2 separate regions of the Homo sapiens genome follow, and region 2 is linked to region 1. Evidence: read pairs that join two places in POLR2A ChIA-PET (ENCODE). Cell type or tissue: OCI-LY7. All regions are shown on one strand. Links, peaks and the distances in the headings refer to the core of each region. The heading gives the core; the rest is flanking DNA.

Region 1 (4,392 bases), core at 239-4,238:
AGTATATGATCAGTATTTGTAAATGTTCCATGTGTGCTTGAGAAAAATGTGTACTCTCTAATTACTGGATAGAAAGTTGTGTATATGCTCTCTAGATCATCCTAGTTAATTGTATCCTTTGGATAGTCTATATTTTACTAATCTTTTGTCTGTTTGACATATGAATAATTGAGGAAAGTATGTTATCATTGGCCTTTTTACTCCCTGAAGTTATATTTATTTTGCTTCATATATATATTTTTCAAGTACATAACAGGTTTAGGATTATTGCCTCTTCCTGGTGAATTGAACTTTGTATCATTATATAGTGATCATCTCTACCCCTAATTTGTTTTGAAATTTTTTAATTTTTACAGACACATAGTAGATTCCTGTCCTTTATCTTCCCCCCTGCCTCCCCTCCCCCTGGCCCCCTTCACCTCCTCTGTAGTTCTAAAACACCAGAGGAAGGAGGGACTTGGGTTTCGCTGGTTCTGCTTAAAAACATCATGGCTTTCTGTTCCATGGTCGGGGGCAAGAAGTGTGCCGAGGTTCCAGCCTGCGAGGGACTGGGTGTATAGTAGATGTGTATATTTATGGGTTACATGAGATATTTTGATAAAGGCATGCAATGTGTAATAATCACAAGAGGGTAAATGGGGTATCCATCACCTCAAGCATTTATCCTTTGTGTTACAAACAATCCAATTATACTCTTTTAGTTATTTTTAAAAGTACAATTAAATTAGTATTGACTGTAGTCACCCTGTTGTGCTATCAAATACTACTTCTTATTTATTCTTTCTATTTTTTGTGCCCATTACAGCCCCACTTCCTCCTCTCTCCTGCCCCTACTACCCTTCCCCGCCTCTGGTAACCATATTTCTACTCTCTATCTCCATAAAGTCAATTTTTTTAATTTTTTTTTTTTTTTGAGATGAAGTCTCGCTCTGTCACCCAGGCTGGAATGCAGTGGCCTCATCTTGGCTCACTGCAACCTCCGCCTCTGGGGTTAAAGCAATTCTCCTGCCTCAGCCTCCCAAGTAGCTAGGACTACAGGCACGGGCCATCATGCCCGGCTAATTTTTGTATTTTCAGTAGAGACAGGGTTTCACCATGTTGGCCAGGCTGGTCTCAAACTCCTGACCTTGTGATCTGCCCGCCTTGGCCTCCCAAAGTGCTGGGATTACAGGTATGAGCCACTGCGCCTGGCCAATTGTTTTAATTTTTAAAAGTTTAATTTTTAATAATGTTTAATTAAATTAAATTAACTTAATTTTTAATTAATTTAATTAAAATTTTAAATTTTAATAGTGAGATGGGGTCTCACTATGTTGCCCAGGCTGGTCTTGAAATCCTGGGTTCAGGTGATCCTTCTGCCACAGCTTTGCAAAGTGCTGGGATCACTGTCCTGTCTTGGCTTTGCCTATAGAGTAAATTCCAATTTCTTTAATGCGGTATTTTATTCCCAAGATAGTTTTCCAGTTGCATTTCTACACCAAACATTCACTGCTCTTGTCACATCAAAATATATATAAACTCTCAACATGCCATGTCTGTGTTTTTATGTGACTGTGTCCTTACCTGTAGGGTTCCATGAGCCTGAAAACTTTTTTGTTGTTGTTGTTGTTTATGCTTATCAAAATCTTAGTTATCCTTAGCTATAACCCCAAAATCTTAGTATCCCTTTTTTATTTATTGAGCCACTTCATCCAGCCAATTGTTTTAATTTTTAGCTCCCACAAATAAGTGAGAACATACGAAGTTTGTCTTTCTATGCCTGGTTTATTTAATTTAATGTGATGATCTCCAGTTCTATCCTAATAATGTTTTTGTGTTAAAAGCTATTTTATCTGATGTTACCATAGTTGACTCAGCTTTCCTTTGGCAGTTTGCCTTTTACTTTCAGCTTTTATGGTTCTTACCTTTAGGTGGACCTCTTTTAAATAGCATGGATTTTGTTTTTAATCCACTATGGAAATACCTGTGTCTTTTAGCTGGAAAATGTATTGTTTTACTCGTCAGGCCTAAGTTGGTAAGTGTTTCCTCCAGAAGGGGTTTGCTTTGGCTTCTACTGGTAGCATCTAGGTTTCCTTTAGTGCCCTTGAAGGTCTTAGTGATTGTGGGGTAGCAGGCTCAGCTTCCTTACCTTGCTGGTGGCCCAAGGCTCAGTGTCCTTGCTGAAGTGCATTATTGGCAGCTGCTCTCAGGCCTACCTTGCCTTTCCTTAACTCTCCAGCCATAAGGATACCTTATTTGGAGTGAGGGTAAAGTTTGTTATCTCTTGTGCAATCTGGGATGCTTCAAGGAATATTTCCTTTCTTTTTCCTTTTTCTCTCTTTTCCCTCTCCTCTGCTGTCTCTCTCCCTCTTCCCCCTTTCCTTCTCCCTTCTCCTCTACTCTCCTTTCCCCTTCCTGACTCCTCCCCTCCCCTCCCCTCCTATCAAAGACAGGGTTTCTCCCAGCCTGGCCTTGAACACCTGGGCTCAGGCAATCCTCCCACCTCAGCCTCTGGAGTAACTGGGATTACAGGTGTGGACCACCGTGCCTGGTTTGTTTCTTATATAGCATATAGCTGTTCTGTTAAGGGGAGGGTCCCTCAGAGCACTTAGTCAGCCATAATAGCAGATTTGACAATCTCTTGTATTCTCTTTTTGTTTTCTTTTCCATGGTACTTATCAGTATATGATATGTTGTATACTTATTTATTTATTGCCTTTCTCTTCTCACTAGACTGTAAGCTCCACGAGGGCAAGGATTTTTCCTGTTTTTGTTTTCTGCTGCTTCTGTAGCATCTAAATCACTGCCTGTTACTTAGTTTGTGATCAAACAATATTTGTTGAATGAATGAGGGTTGAGAAGATAGTGTGAAAAGGCAATGCCAAGTCTTGAACCCTTTTTTTTTTTTTTTTTTTTTGAAACAGAGTCTCACTCTGTCGCCTAGGCTGGAGTGCGGTGGCACAGTCTGAGCTCACTGCAACCTCCGCTTTCCCGCTTTCCGGGTTCAAGCGATTCTCCTGCCTCAGCCTCCTGAGTAGCTGAGATTACAGGTGCACACCACCACGCCCAGCTAATTTTTGTATTTTTAGTAGAGACGGGGTTTCACCATGTTGGTCAGGCTGGTCTCGAACTCCTGACCTCGTGATCCACCCGCCTCGGTCTCCCAAAGTGCTGGGATTACAGGCGTGAGCCACCACGCCCAGCCTCCAATTTCCTTAATCTGGTATTTTATTCCCAAAGTTGTTTTCCAGTTGCATTTCTACACCAAACATTCACTGCTCTTGTCACATCAAAATATGTCTAGGCTGTCAATATGCCATGTCTGTGTTTTTATGTCCTTACCTGTAGGGTTCCATGAGCCTGAAAACTCTTCATTTTTGTTGTTTATGCTTATCCAAATCTTAGTTATCCTCACTTAAAGTCATCCAGAGTCATCTTCCTAAAGACTATTCTGATGTTCAATGAGAAGAATCATTCATTCCATGCAATTTTTCTTTCTATATTGATAGTTTTCATAATCTGCCCTCTGCCTTGTCCCTCCTTCCTTCCTTCCTTCCTTCCTTCCTTCCTTCCTTCCTTTCTTTCCCTTTCCTCCTTTCCTCTCCTTTCTTTTTCTTTTTTTTTTTTTTTTTTGATGGAGTCTCACTCTGTTGCCCAGGCTAGAGTACAGTGGCACGATCTCAGCTCACTGCAACATTCACCTCCTGGGTTCAAGCGATTCCTGCCTCAGCCTCCCAAGTAGCTGGGACTACAGGTGCCTGCCACCATGCCTGGCTAATTTTTGTATTTTTAGTAGAGATGGGGTTTCACCATGTTGACCAGGCCGGTCTTGAACTCCTGACCTCAGGTGATCCACGTACCTCGGCCTTCCAAAGTTCCTGGGATTACAGGTGTCAGCCACTGCACCCAGCCTCTTCCTTGTAGTCTTAAAAGCTGTCTGTCTTTTCCTCCTGGATTTAAGCTCCTTAAAGTCAAGATCTTCATGTTTTATTTCCTGTTGTTTCCTAAAGGCCTGAAGTACAACACTTTTTACATAATGGACCTTTGATAAATAGTTTTTTTTTTCTAGTATGGTGAACCAATCTCATCTCATATGGTGAACCAATCTTTTTCTTTTTCTTTCTAGTATGGTGAACCAATCTCATTTCAGGTATCACACTCTGGTGATAATAACTTTCAAATCCAAATCTTCCTCTTCTCACTCCTCTGGCTAGTATGACTTAGGCATTTCACATTTCTCAAACTCTTTCATTTTATTTAATATTTTTTGAGACGGGGTCTCACTCTGTTGCCCAGGCTTGAGTGCAATGGCACGCTCACAGCTCACTCTAGCCTCGACCTCCTGGGCTCAAGCAGTCCTCTCACCTCAGCCTCCCAAGTAGCTGGGACCACAGGCATGTGCCACCATGCCTG
Region 2 (4,392 bases), core at 275-4,274, 170 kb before region 1:
AGGACTGTAGATTCTACTACATGTAGCTGCTGCTTTTCTTTTTTCTTTTCTTTTTTTTTTTTGAGATGGAGTTTGCTCTTGTTGCCCAGGCTGGAGTGCAATTGTGCGATCTCAGCTCACTGCAACCTCCGCCTCTTGGGTTCCAGCGATTGTCCTGCCTCAGCCTCCTGAGTAGCTGGGATTACAGGCATGCACCACCACGCCTGGCTGATTTTGTATTTTTAATAGAGATGGGGTTTCTCCATGTTGGTTAGGCTGGTCTCGAACTCCCAACCTCAGGTGATCCACCTGCCTCGGCCTCCCAAAGTGCTGGGATTATAGGCGTGAGCCACCTTACCTGGCCATGCTGCTGCTTTTCATCTGTTTTTTTCTTCATCCTCACTGTCAACACTTTTGGCCATTATTTCTGATTTGGATAGTAGCTGGTTGGTCTCTCACTATAGTCCAAGATCCAAATTGCTGCTAGTGTCATTTTCCTATAAAATCAATCATGTCATATCTCTTTTTGGAAAGCTATACGTTTGCTATGGCTTATACTATCAGATCCAATCTCATCTCTTTCTCTTCTCTCCTTGCATGATTCATACTTGAGACTTAGATCCAATTTTAATTCCTTAGTTTGTCATGTAAAGACATTTACATTCAGACCCTGAAGTCTGTAGTCTTTATACCTGCCACCATTTCTTTTTTCCAGTTGCATTTAAGCTATATACTTCTGTAGCATTGAACTCGTATTTTCTGGTACTTAAGTCCTTTCATGTCTCATTTTCTTTGTTCTACATTCACTTTAGAATGGTGTTGCTGTGCCATTCTTCCCTCCCCCTTTTCCCTTATCCTTACAAACCTGTAAAACTCATACTTCAATACCCAACTCAAATAGCTTTCCTCCTTGAAGCCTTCTCTTAATCACTCGGTGTACTCCTCAGCTGTGTTTCTACCCCTTTGTTCTTACATATGTAAAGTCACTGTAAGTGATACTAATATGCCTCATAAATTACTAGCTGCAAAAGGATCATCATTCTGTCCAGTGCCTTGTACAGAGTTGGTCACATAATACACAAAATTATATTCAATTAAAAATGCCTTTAATTGGTAAAGATGCTCCACTGATTTTAAAAGCAGACCAAATTCCTTTAAAAACGCAAGTTTATTTACTTTTCTTAAAAAACGAAGTTTTTAGTAATTGCTTTGAAAGCCTGAAATACAGTAATGTTATATGAAATAGGTGGTTAGATGTAAATACTTCTAATGTATTTTTTCTAAGAAATGTACTGCTTTTCCAAACAGTTGATAAATTTCTTTTTTCATTTTTTTCACTTGAGACTGTCTCACTCTATCACCAAGGCTGGAGTGCTGTCGTGCAGTCGTAGCTGACTGTAGCCTTGAACTCCTGGGCTCAAGTGATCCTCCTGCCTCAGGCTCTTGCGTAGCTAGGACCACAGATGCACGTGCTGGCTAATTTTTGTTGTTGTTTTGTAGAGACGAGGTCTCACTGTGTTCACTGTGTTGCCCAGGCTGGTCTCGAACTCCTGGGCTCCAGTGATCCTTCTGCTTCAGCCTCCCAAAGTGCTGGGATTACAGACATGAGTCACTGTGCCTGGCCCATTTCTTTTTTTTTTTTTTGAGATGGAGTCTCGCTGTCTCCCAGGCTGGAGTGCAGTGGCGCAGTCTCGGCTCACTGCAAGCTGCGCCTCCTGGGTTCATGCCATTCTCCTGCCTCAGCCTCCCGAGTAGCTGGGACTACAGGCGCCCACCACCATGCCCGGCTAATTTTTTTTTTTTTTTGTATTTTTAGTAGAGATGGGGTTTCCCCGTGTTAGCCAGGATGGTCTAAATCTCCTGACCTCATGATCCACTTGCCTCGGCCTCCCAAAGTGCCGGGATTACAAGTGTGAGCCACCACGCCTGGCCCCATTTCTTTGAACAGATATTAGATATTGCTAAGGAAAATAGGCATATTTTTGAGAAATAAATATTTTCTCTTAGGCCAGCTCTTTTAGAATTGCTAGACTAGTAATCTGTCTTCTGTGCTTTTACTAGCTATTTTATAGAGATGCTTAGAAAATACCAGTATTTAAATACATTTTAGGACAAATTTTGGTTTTATGGGTTTATGGTAAAAAATTAAGTATCTTTAACACTTAGTAAATGAAGTAGACATCTGTTTATGTTTAACTGGTTTGTCATTTTTGTAATGCAAGCCTTCAAAAACTTTTTGAGGCCTAAGGGAAATTAATGTGTTCTTTTTCAATGAAATTTGATAATCTAGAGCAGTGATCAGCAAACTTTTTCTGGCAGATACTAAATATTTTAGGCCTTTTGGGCTTTACTGTCTCTGGTGCAATTACTCAACTCTATTGTAGTGCCAAAGCATCGACAGATAATACGTAAACCAGTATGGATAAGGATGGCTGTGTTCCAGTAGACCTTTATTTATACAAATAAGCAGTTGGCTGAATTTAGTCTGCAGGCTATAGTTTGTTGACTCCTGGTGTAGAGCAGTGATGTCCAATAGAACTTTCTGCAGTGATCTGAAAATGTTTAGCATCTGTGCTGTCCAATATGCTAGCCACAAGCCACACGCCACACATAGGTATCGATTACTGGAATGTAGTTAGTGTGATTAGAAACTAATTAGTAGCTATCACATTGGACTGTGTAGGTTTAGAGTCTTTGGATGAGTGGCTTAGCAACAAATAATTCTCTGATCCATCAAGTGACCTTTCAATAAAAATGTTTAAATCAGGGTGTGGATAAATAGGAAAACTGTTATGTCTTTTTTCAAGTTACAGGAGAAATATTAAGGCTGAAATAGCTTGATAAAGCAAACCAATACTTGAAGAACTATCAATTTATGAATGGAATCAAGGATATTTAACTACTTTTTCAAAAAAGTATTTTATGGCCGGATGAGGTGGGAGGATTGCTTGAGCCCAGGAGTTTGAGGCTATAGTGAGCTATGATGATGCCATTGCACTTCAGCATGGGCAGCAGAACGAGACTCTCTTAAAAAAAAAAAAAGGTATTATAAAAAAAAGTTTGTAAATAGTATATGTGCGTAAAAATATACAATGTGGCTGGGCGCGGTGGCTTATGCCTATAATCCCAGCTCTTTGGGGAGGCCGAGGTGGGCAGATCACTTGAGGCAAGGAGATCAAGGCCAGCCTTGCCAACAGCGAAAACTCCGTCTCTACTAAAAATACAAAAAATTAGCCGGGCGTGGTAGTACACACCTGTAATCCCAGCTACTCGGGAGGCTAAGGCACAATAATTGCTTGAACCTGGGAGGTGGAAGCTGCAGTGAGCTAATATTGCACCACTGCACTCCAGCCTGGGTGACAGAGTGAGACTCTGTTTCAATAAAACAAAAATAACAAAAAACCACCAGTGTAACGTAAGTCATCCCTTTCCCAGCCATTCTTTCCCTTTTTTAGGGGCAGTCATTCTTGGTTGTCCTTTAAGAGGATTTTCTTTTGGGGTATGTGCATGTGTGTTAACTTAAAGATGTCATTAAATATGACATGCTAGTGTGCTGCACACTTTTCTATTTTTAGATCATGGCTCACTGCAGCTTTGGCTGCCTGGGCTCAAGCAAGTCTGTCTCTTGGGCTCAAGCGATTGTTTCACCTCAGCCTCCTGAGTAACTGGGACTACAGATGTGGGCCATGCCCAGCTTTTTTTTTTTTTTTTAAATTATTTGTAGAGATGAGGTCTTGCTATGTCTCTCAGTCTGGTCTTGAACTCCTGGCCTCAAGTAATCCTCCTACCTTGACCTCCCAAAGTGCTGGGGTTACAGGCATAAGCCATCATGCTTGGCCCTATTTTTATTTTTATTTTTATTTATTTAATTTATTTATTGAGACGGAGTCTTTCTCTGTCACCCAGGCTGGAGTGCAGTGGGAAGATCTTGGCTCACTGCAACCACCACCTCCCAGGTTCAAGCAATTTTCCTGCCTCAGCCTCCTGAGTAGCGGGGACCACAGGCATATACCACTATACCTGGCTAATTTTTTGTATTTTTAGTAGAGACAGTGTTCACCATGTTGGCCAGGCTGGTCTCGAACTCCTGACCTCAAGTGATCCATCTGCCTCAGCCTCCCAAAGTGCTGGGATTACAGGCGTGAGCCACAGTGCTTGGCCCATATTTTAAATCTTAAACATTGCTTAAACATTATGACATATCTATATACAGAGATGCCTTGTTTCTCTTAATAGTTTTGTTGTATCTCATTGTATTGACTTACATCATTGGCTGTCTCCAGTCTTGCTAGTACTAACACTGAAGTGAATATCCTAGTAAGCACAGCATTTTGTACCTATTAATGTGTCTGTAAGTTAAAGTCCTAGAAGCTGTTTACCTTTGGAAGTAATGGCTTGGAATGGTTTACTAAT

What was found. Peaks named below come from ENCODE experiments on the same cell type or tissue, not always from the same donor. Only the 100,000 strongest peaks of a DNase experiment are listed, where the experiment ranks them.
Region 2: POLR2A ChIA-PET joins it to region 1 with 9 read pairs; 4 of 35 experiments call an interaction of 5 or more read pairs at or near these places.

Annotation. Positions count from the first base shown.
Region 1 is chr6:110,640,813-110,645,204 of GRCh38, reverse strand. The region is part of intron 4 of CDK19 (cyclin dependent kinase 19); the gene reads left to right. Among named protein-coding and RNA genes, the nearest start is that of SLC22A16, 170 kb to the right of the region's middle. In OCI-LY7, for the core only: no CTCF peak of the experiment used is centred there; no DNase peak of the experiment used is centred there.
Region 2 is chr6:110,806,444-110,810,835 of GRCh38, reverse strand. The region is part of intron 1 of CDK19 (cyclin dependent kinase 19); the gene reads left to right. Among named protein-coding and RNA genes, the nearest start is that of CDK19, 6.8 kb to the left of the region's middle. In OCI-LY7, for the core only: no CTCF peak of the experiment used is centred there; no DNase peak of the experiment used is centred there; H3K4me3 peaks cover 436 bases; H3K27ac peaks cover 931 bases.